Linked DNA regions of Homo sapiens: region 1 is linked to region 2. The links are chromatin contacts, found by Hi-C or POLR2A ChIA-PET in ENCODE. All regions are on one chromosome and are shown on one strand. The core of a region is the stretch at or near the end of the contact, and the rest is flanking DNA. Distances in the headings are between cores, read along the strand shown. Region 1 holds the start of SNX8 (sorting nexin 8). Region 2 holds the start of CHLSN (cholesin).

What was found. A loop is a pair of places that touch in the nucleus more often than their neighbours do. ChIA-PET counts read pairs that join two places held with the same protein, here RNA polymerase II (POLR2A). Pooled maps may share reads with other maps.
Region 1: a loop to region 2 is called in a map of CD8-positive, alpha-beta T cell, with 8 times the contacts of the local background. The contact joins the promoter of SNX8 here to the promoter of CHLSN in region 2. A Hi-C loop is called at or near these places in 1 of 168 maps with a recorded cell type or tissue (CD8-positive, alpha-beta T cell) and 6 of 50 pooled maps. POLR2A ChIA-PET finds 5 or more read pairs at or near these places in 1 of 52 experiments (activated naive CD4-positive, alpha-beta T cell).

Annotation. Positions count from the first base shown.
Region 1 is chr7:2,312,079-2,317,700 of GRCh38, forward strand. SNX8 (sorting nexin 8) reads right to left here and starts at 2,363. Exons shown (of 11, transcript NM_013321.4): 1 at 2,250-2,363. The coding sequence starts at 2,343. RefSeq lists enhancers at 13-82, 103-272, 473-552, 2,467-2,967, 2,968-3,468 and 1 more and silencers at 2,039-2,278, 2,379-2,648.
Region 2 is chr7:1,134,792-1,139,947 of GRCh38, forward strand. CHLSN (cholesin) reads right to left here and starts at 3,456. Exons shown (of 5, transcript NM_001318252.2): 1 at 2,524-3,456. RefSeq lists silencers at 3,016-3,065, 3,076-3,525, 3,726-3,865 and an enhancer at 3,586-3,685.

The DNA.
Region 1 (5,622 bases), core at 1,113-3,612, 1.2 Mb after region 2:
GAAGCACTGCCTTGTCCCAGCAACCCCCATCTGTGGATCCCATCAGCACTCCTGATGAAATCACCACTGCCCCCAGAAAAAGCCAACTACCTACAGGAATTCCAGGCCACACCAAAGGGAGGGCGGTCTCCCAGAGACACAGCTCCCTCAGGTGTACAGCGCTCAGACTATCTCTAAATTACACCATTATGGTAGCCTCTGGAGTCTACTTCTGTGAAGCCTGAAGGAAACACAGTCCCCTACACCTGCAGAGGACCCCTCCAGCAATGCCAAATTGCTTTACAAGCTGAGATAGCAGCAGCATTCCGATCCAATCACAGCCTACCTGTTCCCAAGTGACCCCTCGGAAAGGGTCCCGCCTGAGACTCACGCTGGCCTCCAACATGTGACTTCATGGACACAATGTTCTAATCAGCGAGAACTATCACGTGCCTCCCCTTACACTGATACAAGGGAAAGGAAAAAATAACTGAAGACCCATTCTGAAAGGCCCTTCTTTCTAGACACAGTCTTCACATCGAGGATGCCCACCAAATGCAACAATCCCTCCCCTGCTCCCCGCTGCCGTTTCTCGCCGACGAAGAAACTGTCTACCAACCCTCCAGAGCTCACTTCAGTCATCACCTCCTCAGCGACACCTTGCCAGACCTCCCCACAAGGGGATTCCCCAATCTTGTCCCCCCCCACCAAGAAGAAACCGTAACTCACACCAACACCCACCTACATCTCTTCTCTGGCAGCTAGGACCACAGGAAGGAACATCCAGAAATAAGGGGCACCCTCCTGTATTCCTTCTAATGTTTAGCCTCGTTTGTTTTGTTTTGTTTTGTTTTTTTTGAGGCGGAGTCTCGCTCTGTCGCCCAGGCTGGAGTGCAGTGGCGCTATCTCGGCTCACTACAAGCTCTGCCTCCCGGGTTCACGCCATTCTCCTGCCTCAGCCTCCCGAGTAGCTGGGACTACAGGCGCCCGCCACCGCGCCTGGCTAATTTTTTTTGTATTTTTAGTAGAGACAGGGTTTCACCGTGTTAGCCAGGATGGTCTTGATCTCCTGACCTCGTGATCCGCCCGCCTCGGCCTCCCAAAGTGCTGAGATTACAAGCGTGAGCCACCGTGCCCAGCCATGTTTAGCCTCATTAACCCAAATCCCTTAAAGAGAAATACAAGAGGCCAGGCGCGGTGGCTCACGCCTGTAATCCCAGCACTCTGGGAAGCTGAGGTGGTTGGATCACCTGAGGTCAGGAGTTCGAGACCAGCCTGGCCAACATGGTGAAACTCCGTCTCTACTAAAAATACAAAATTTAGCCGAGTGTCATGGTGGATGCCTGTAATCCCAGCTACTCAGGAGGCTGAGGCAGGAGAATCGCTTGAACCCGGGAGGCGGAGGTTGCAATGAGCCGAGATCGCACCATTGCACTCCAGCCTGAGTGACAGTGAGAATCTGTCTCAAAAAAAAAAAAAAAAGAAAAGAAAAGAAAAAGAAAAAAGAAAAAGACAGAAATACAGGCCAGGCACGATGGCTCATGCCCGTACTCCCAGCACTTTGGGAGGCCAAGGCAGGAGGACCGCTTGAGGCCAGAAGCTCCAGACCAGCCTGGACAACATAGCAAGATCCCATCTCTACAAAAATAAAAAAAATTACCGGGCGTAACTGCACGCGCCCGTAGTCCCAGCACTTTGGGAGGCTAAGGCGGAGGATCACTTGAAAGAGAGAGAAAAGCAGCTACACATCTATAGATTCGGTTCACAGATGAGAAAACAGAGGTCCCGAGAGGTGAAATTACTGGCCCAAGACCACACAACCGACAGGAGCTTGGGAGAGAGGATGTGGCTAGGAAAGGCGCCCAAGTCCGGGGAAGTGGCCCCCAGTGCCATCGCTCAGCGTGACCAGGCAGGGCAGAAGAGCAGGGCACCAGGAACGGGGCGAGGAGGAAACTGTCCCCGAGGACGCCTCTGAGAGCCCCGGGAAAGCGCCTCGGAACGCGGCCAGCTGTAACCTGGACAGGGCTCTCCCGGCGCAGGAGGGCAGGGGACCCCGAGGGACGGAGGCGCGAGAGAGCACGGGGACCCCCAAAGGACAGGCGCGCAGGAGGGCAGGGGGACCTCCGAGGGACTGGGGCGTGGGGCCGAACGCGGGGCGCGGGGGCAGGAAACGAGTCGGGGACCAAGCGCGGCGGCTGAGCCCCGTCCGCCGGGGGTGGTCGGGCCGCGCGCCCTGGGCAGGTGGGGGCTACCGCCGCCCCACGCCCTACCTGACGCCGGGGGATCCGCCTCCTCGTCAGCCTCCGCCTCAGCTGCCGCCCCGACTGCAGCCGCGGGCAGCGGGTCCATCGCGCGGCCAGTCATGTGAGCCCGCGCTCCCACGTGACTTCCTCCCGCGCCACCCGGCCGCGCAGCCCTGCCGCGCCGCGCCCTCGCCCCGCCCACACCCCGCCTGGTCACGCCCCCTCCCCCGCGCGCCACGCCCACAGTCCGCCCCTGCGGGCCCGCCGCGCTCCTCGCCCGGCCTCGCCACGCCTACAACCCGCCTAGCCACGCCCACATGCCCCTCCCCGTCCACGTGGACACGGAGCCTGCTGGTGGCGCAGGTTACCTCCCCTCAGGTTGGACCTCCGGACTCGCAGGTGCACTACCTCAGGCGCAAGCCTGCACCCACCGCACCCTCATTCACTCCCATCTCTCCTCGCCCAGTCACGCCCTTGTTCGCTCATTCACCGGTTACACTGGGGTTTTCTGACTCGCACTTCCTCATTCATCCACTCACCCACTCATTCGCTCACCCACGCACTGCATCCTGCATTCATTCATTCACCCACTCACTCACTGCATCCTACATTCATTCATCCACTCACACACTCACTCACCGCATCCTGCATTCATCCAGCCACTCACTCACTCACTGCATCCTGCAATCATTCACCCACTCACTCACTGCATCCTGCATTCATTCATTCACCCACTCACTCACTGCATCCTGCATTCATTCATTCACCCACTCACTCACTGCATCCTACATTCATTCATCCACTCACACACTCACCGCATCCTGCATTCATCCAGCCACTCACTCACTGCATCCTGCATTCATTCATCCAGCCACTCACTCACTGCATCCTGCATTCATTCATTCACCCACTCACTCACTGCATCCTGCATTCATTCATTCACCCACTCACGCACTGCATCCTGCATTCATTCACCCACTCACCCACTCACTCACTGCATCCTGCATTCATTCATTCACCCACTCACCCACTCACTCTCTGCATCCTGCATTCACTCATTCACTCACTTATTGCATCCTGCATTCATTCACCCACTCACCCACTCACTCACTGCATCCTGCATTCATTCATCCACCCACTCACTCATGCACTGCATCCTGCATTCATTCATCCATTCACTCACTCACTCACTTACTGCTTCTTCATACGTTCATTCACCCACTCACTCACTGCATCCTGCATTCATTCATCCACCCACTCACTCATGCACTGCATCCTGCATTCATTCATCCATTCACTCACTCACTCACTTACTGCTTCTTCGTACATTCATTCACCCACTCACGCACTGCATCCTGCATTCATTCATTCACCAACCCACTCACTGCATTCTGCATTCATTCAGTCACTCACTCACTGCATCCTGCATTCATTCATTCACCCACTCACTCACTTACTGCATCCTACATTCATTCATTCACTCACTGCATCCTGCATTCATTCATTCACCCACTCACTCACTTACTGCATCCTGCATTCATTCACTCACTCACTAACTGCATCCTGCATTCATTCACTCACTCACTAACTGCATCCTGCATTCATTCATCCACCCACTCACTCACTCACTGCATCCTGCATTCATTCATCCACTCACTCACTCACTGCTTCTTCATACATTCATTCACCCACACTCACTGCATCCTGCATTCATTCACCCACTCACTCACCCACTCACTGCATCCTGCATTCATTCATCTACCCACCCACTCACTCATGCACTTCATCCTGCATTCATTCACCCACTCACTCACTCACTGCATCCTGCTTTCATTCACGCAACCACTCACTCACTGCACCCTGCATTCATTCACCCACTCACTCACTGCATCCTGCATTCACTCACCCACCCACTCACTCACTGCATCCTGCATTCATTCATTCACCCACTCACTCACTCTGCATCCTGAATTCATTCACACAACCACTCACTCACTCACTCACTGCATCCTGCATTCATTCACCCACCCACTCACTGCATCCTGCATTCATTCATTCACTCACTCACTCACTCATGCACTGCATCCTGCATTCATTCACGCAACCACTCACTCACTGCATCCTGCATTCATTCACCCACTTACTCACTGCATCCTGCATTCATTCACCCACTCACTCACTCACTGCATCCTGCATTCATTCATTCACCCACTCACTCACTCACGCACTGCATCCTGCATTCATTCACACAACCACTCACTCACTGCATCCTGCATTCATTCATTCATTCACCCACTCACTCACGCACTGCATCCTGCATTCATTCACACAACCACTCACTCACTGCATCCTGCATTCATTCATTCACCCACTCACTGAGTCACTGCATCATGCATTCATTCATGCAACCACTCACTCACTCACTGCATCCTGCATTCATTCATTCACCCACCCACTCACTCACTGCATCCTGCATTCATCCACCCACCCACTCACTCACTCACTCACTGCATCCTGCATCTATCCACCCACCCACTGGCCCACTCAGGTTTGCTGGCTGCCACCAGGAGGTCAGGAAGCCCTGTGCTGGGTGCTGAGAATACAAAGATGTTTCCTGTGCATTCCTTGATCTGGAGGAGGCACAGATGGCCAGAGTGGAGCAAGTGTGCTAACTGTTCCAAAACGGGAGCAAGGCTGTGCAACACACCGCAGAAGAGGGTGAAGGGTGAAGGGCGATCCCTTCCCTACATGGGTGAAGGGATCCCTGGATGGGTGGTACCAGAGTTAGGGCTGGAGGAATAAGGAGTTAAGTAGGAGGAGGGCACGAAGGCTCTGAGACATCAGCTGCAGATGCTGTGGTCATTCCAGGCTAAAAGTGTGGGGTTTGGCATGGAGATTGGTAGGCCTGCATCAGGAAGGGCTTGTTTCCAAAGGAAGGATCCTGGACCTTCTTTTTTTTTTTTTTTTTTTTTTTTTTTTTTTTTTTTTTTTTTTTTGAGACAGAGTCTCACTCTGTTGCCTGGAGCGGAGGGCAGTGGCATGATCTTGGCTCACTGCAACCTCCGCCTCCCAGGTCAAGCGATTCTCCTGTCTCAGCCTCCCGTGTAGCTGGTATTACAGGCGTGTGCCACCACACCCAGCTAATTTTTGTATTTTTGTAGAGATGGGTTTTCACCATGTTGGCCAGGCTGGTCTCGAACTCCTGACCTCAAGTGATCCGCCCACCTTGGCCTTCCAAAGTGCTGGGATTACAGGTGTGAGCCACCGTGCCCGGCCATCCTGGACCTTCTAACGCTGATGTCACACAATGTCCGGGGAGTTGATTACAGAACCAAGAGCCCAGAACCATGTCAGTTCCTAGGAAGCGTCCCCTTCTCACAAGGTAGTTACTTCCTCTGGC
Region 2 (5,156 bases), core at 2,206-4,705:
ATGTGAACCTGGGAGGCGGAGCTTGCAGTGAGCCGAGATCGCACCACTGCACTCCAGCCTGGGCTACAGAGTGAGACTCCTTCTCAAAAATAAATAAATAAATAAATACATAAAGAGTCATCTACCTGCCCTGTCTCTGACTCCTTTCCTTCCCCCATCCCATCAGGCTTTTGCCCCAAACACCCTACCACAATGACACCCACGTGGCTAAATCCCATTGCCAACTCTCAGTATGCAACTTATTTGACCTAACAGCGTTGGACTGTTGATCCTTCCTTCTCTCTTGACAGGCATTTTTCACTTGGCATCCAGCACAGACAGCAGAACTTCTGCTTTTGCTCCCACCTCTTAATCGCCGTGTCCTTGAACACTGAAGGACCCAGGCTTAGTGCTCAGCCTCCTCACTCCCTCGTGATCCCATTCAGTCATGTGGCTTCAAATACCAACTAGACGCTGATGACTTTGTTTCCTCTCTTTACAGTCTCTTATTAACCCTCTCCTTCAACTACACGCCAACTCAACTGTGTATATATATAGCTATAGTTGTATGTATATACATATAGTTATATATATATACATGGTCATATATGTGTACCTAGACATATATACACATATATATACTTGAACTCCTGACCTCTGTTTACACTGTTTATACACATATATCTACATGTGTGTATATATATGTATGTGTATGGCCGGGCACGGTGGCTCACGCCTGTAATCCCAGCACTTTGGGAGGCCGAGGCGGGGAGATCACTTGAGGTCAGGAGTTTGAGACCAGCCTGGCTAACATGGTGAAACCCCATCTTTACTGAAAACACAAAAATTAGCTGGGTGTGCTGGCACCTGCCTGTAAACCCAGCTACTCGGGAGGCTGAGGCAGGAGAATCGTTTGAATACGAGGTGGAGGTTGCAGTGAGCCGAGATCGCGCCACTGCACTCCAGCCTGGACAACAGAGTGAGACTCCACCTCAAAAAGAAATATATATATATATATATATACACAATTTATTTATTTATTTATATAAAATAAATATATAAATATATTTACATAAATATGTATTTATATAAATATATAAAAATATATATGAATATATAAATATATAAGTATATATAAAAATATATATAAGTATATATAAATATATAAGTATATATAAATATATATAAATATATATAAGTATATATAAATATATAAGCATATATAAATATATATATAAAATATATATGTATATATAAATATATGTATAAATATATAAGTATATATAAATATATATAAATATAAGTATATATAAATTTATATAAATGTGTATATAAATATATATACATAAATATATATAAATATATACATAAATATATAAATATATATACATAAATATGTATAAATATACATAATTATAAATATATACACAAATATATAAATATATATAAACATATATAAATATATAAAATATATATAAATATATATAAACATATATAAATATATAAAATATATATAAATATATATAAACATATATAAATATATATAAACATAAATATATAAATATATAAACATATAAATATATATAAACATATATATAAATATATATAAATATATAAACATATATATAAATATATATAAACATATATATAAATATATATAAACATATATATAAATATATATAAACATATATAAACATATATAAATATATAAACATATATAAACATATAAATATATATAAACATATATAAATATATATAAACATATATATGAACATATATAAACATATATAAACATATAAACATAAACATATATAAACATATATAAACATATATAAATATATATAAATATATAAAAATAAATATATATATGCGGATGTGTGTATAAACTGTGTATATATATAACTATATATATAACCATATATATGTACTTATATATATCATCTACACATATATCATCTCAAGCTTAAGAATTCGTAATCAATACCCCTGATCACCCTCCACAAACCTGAGCTTCCTAGTGTTCATCCTCTCCATAAACATCCATCTGATGAGGTTCACATAGTAGCTCAAGCTTAAAACCTTGGTCCATCCATAAATCCTCTCTTTCTCACATACTCGTCCAACCCACCACAAACTCCTGTTGGTTTACCACTGAAATACACCCAGAATGTGACTCCCTTAAGATCCCATAGGTACCCAGTCCAAGCCACCACCTCTCACGATGGCTTTTAAACTCCTAAATCAGATGGTGTGTCACCTCCACTCAAAAAACTTCCCAAGCTGTCCCCTTCCACTTGGAGGGAAAGTCAAGGTCCTTGCCACTTGGTAAGGTCCACACGACTGCCCTGGCCCCTCCTCGCATCTCTGGGAACTCACCTCCTCTTTCTCTCTCTGTTCCCAAATTGGCTGCAGCCACACTGGGCTCCCTGCTGTTTCCCCTGCACCTGCTGTTTCCTCGACCTGGAATGTTCTGGTGCCTCACTCCTCCTCCTGCTTCCTTTCCATTCTCAAAACCCCTGTTCTCATCTTCTCCATGGCACTTACCATCACCTGCTCTGTGCACCTTGTTCATCTGTCTCTCCCCTCCAGAATGGAAGTTCACTAGATCACAGACTTGTCTCCACTTGTTGACAGCTGTAGCCCAATGCCCCGAACAGTGCAGGAGGAACCCAATGAACGTTTTTTAAAAATGAATGAATGAATGACGGAAGGAAGGAAACGGAAAGCATGCTTATGATGGAAAGTGAGGCCAAGCGCGTTGGCTCACTCCTGTAATCCCAGCACTTTGGGAGGCCGAGGCAGGAGGATCCATCGCTTGAGCCCAAGAATTCGAGACCAGCCTGGGTAACATGGTGAGACCCCATTTCTACAAAAAACATTTTTAAAAATTATCCGGGTGTGGTGGCGCGCGCATGTGGTCCCAGCTACTTGGGAGGATGAGGCGGGAGGACGGCTTGAGCCCAGGAGGTGGAGGCTGCAGTGAGCTATGATCACGCCATTGCACTCCAGCCTGGGTGGCACAGCGAGACACTGCCTCAAAAATTGAAAAAGAGAAAGTGGGAGCTGAAAGCCTCGGAGGGCAATCAGGGCGTCTTCAGAGAAAGACAATGAAACCAGAGCCACTGCAAGCCCTGACGGCCTGAAACCTAGGAGCCAGCTGAGTCCCTTCCACTCGCCCGCGCTGAGTTAACCCAGAGGCGGGTGCGGGTGTCGGAGCCCGCGCCGGGACGCACCGGCCGCACCGGCCGCACCAGCCTCCCCAGCACCGCGGACCCCAGGGCCGCCGCCCGGTCGCGCCGCGCCGGGCCTCCGCGCACCCACGTGGAGGGGGCGGAGCCCCGCGGGAGCCCGCCCCGGGGCTCTGGGTCTCCTGGCGCCCTGACCCGCCGGCCACCCCGCCGCCGCCCCACGCGCCTACCTGCGCCCACCTGCGCCCACGTCGCCCACCTAAGCGTGAACAGCTGCGTCGCGGACGCCGCCTTCCGGCAGGGACCCGCGCCCCAGGTAAGCGTTAGTCCCGCCTTCAGGAGTGCGGAGCCTCCCATTGGACGAGGTCTGCGTCCGTCTCTCCGCCGGCTAATGGCAAGCGGCGGCAGCACGGGGGGCGGTTCCAGGACCGGGCGCGGGCTACTGACGCCATCTCTAGAGGCCTAGAGTTGCTTGGAGAGGAGCTGGTTGCCAAGGCAACCCGCCCTGCCCAGAACAAGTGCAGATGACTAGGTTTGGGCCCCGCAGGGCTTGGGGGTCTGGGGTGCAAGCTGCCCCGGCCGGGCTGGCGTCCCGGGGTGGGGCCTCCGCCGAGGGTCCAGGGTATGGAGCTCGGCTCGGAGTCGAAATGGATGAGCTACGGCTATTGGGATCAACAGGGCTAGGACTTAAACTTCGTGCTGAATTTAAAAAATCAGGATAGGTGCTAAAAAATACACAGGGTGGGTAGTGTTATAATAATGCTTGTGTCCGGGAGCGGTGACTCACGCCTGTGATCCCAGCATTTTGGGAGGCCCAGGCGGGCGGATCGCTTGAGCTCAGGAGTTCGAGACCCGCCTGGCCAACATGACGAAACCCCGTAACCCCGTCTCTGCTAAAAATACAAAAATTAGCCAGGCGTGGTGGCAGGTGCCTGTAATCCCAGCTACTCGGGAGGCTGAGGCAGGAAAATCGTTTAAGCCCGGGAGGTGGAGGTTGCAGTGAGCCGAGATCGTGCCACTGCACTCCAGCCTGGGCGACAGAATGAGACTCTGTTTTAAAAAATAAAAAATAAATTAAAAAAATAAAAATTAGCCGGGTATGGTGGCACGTGCCTGTAGTTCCTGATACTCTGGACGCTGAGGTGGGAGGATCGCTGGAGCCTGGGAGATGGAGGCTGCAGTGAGCTATGATCAAGGCACTGCACTCCAGCCTGGGCAACAGAGCCAGACCCCGTCTAAAAAAAAAAAAGAAAAAAAAGCATGCTTTCAAGTCACCCAGTAAGTTAAGTGCTTGGCAGCCGTATCAAGTATGATGTACGTTGCCTCAGGAATCCAAAGGTGACAAGCAAAGAAGGTGCACTCTTCCTTACTGGTAGAAGATTGTATTTGGTTCCTTTTTCTGCATAACAAATTAACCCAACATTTAGCAGCCTAAAAGAACATTTATTTTTTCATGGTATCCGCGGTCAGGAAAGTGGGCGTGGCTAAGCTCTGTGCCTTTGCCTCAAGGGTTCACCAAGTTGTGGTCAAGGTGTCCCCCCAGGGTTGTGGTTTCATCGGAAAGCTTATCTGGAATGATCCACTCCCAAGCTCACACACACGGATATTGTAAGGACTCAGTCCTCCAAGGTCATTAGAGAAGGGCCTCAGCCTTGCTGGCTGCTGCCCAAAGGCCACCCTCAGTTCCTTGGTACATGGGCCTTACCACAAGGAAGCTCACAACACTGCAGCTGGCTTGCCTTAGACGGTGCAAGCACACACAAGAGGAGGCACACACAAGACGCACATCACAGTCTCCTTGCACCCTAATCTCAGAAGTGACTTCCCTAGGCTTTTGCCATATTCTGTTCATTAGAAGTCGGCCGGGTGCGGTGGCTCACACCTGTAATCCCAGCACTTTGGGAGGCTGAGGTGGATGGATCACTTGAAGTCAGGAGTTCAACACCAGCCTGGCCAACGTGGCAAAACTCCATCTCTACTAAAAATACA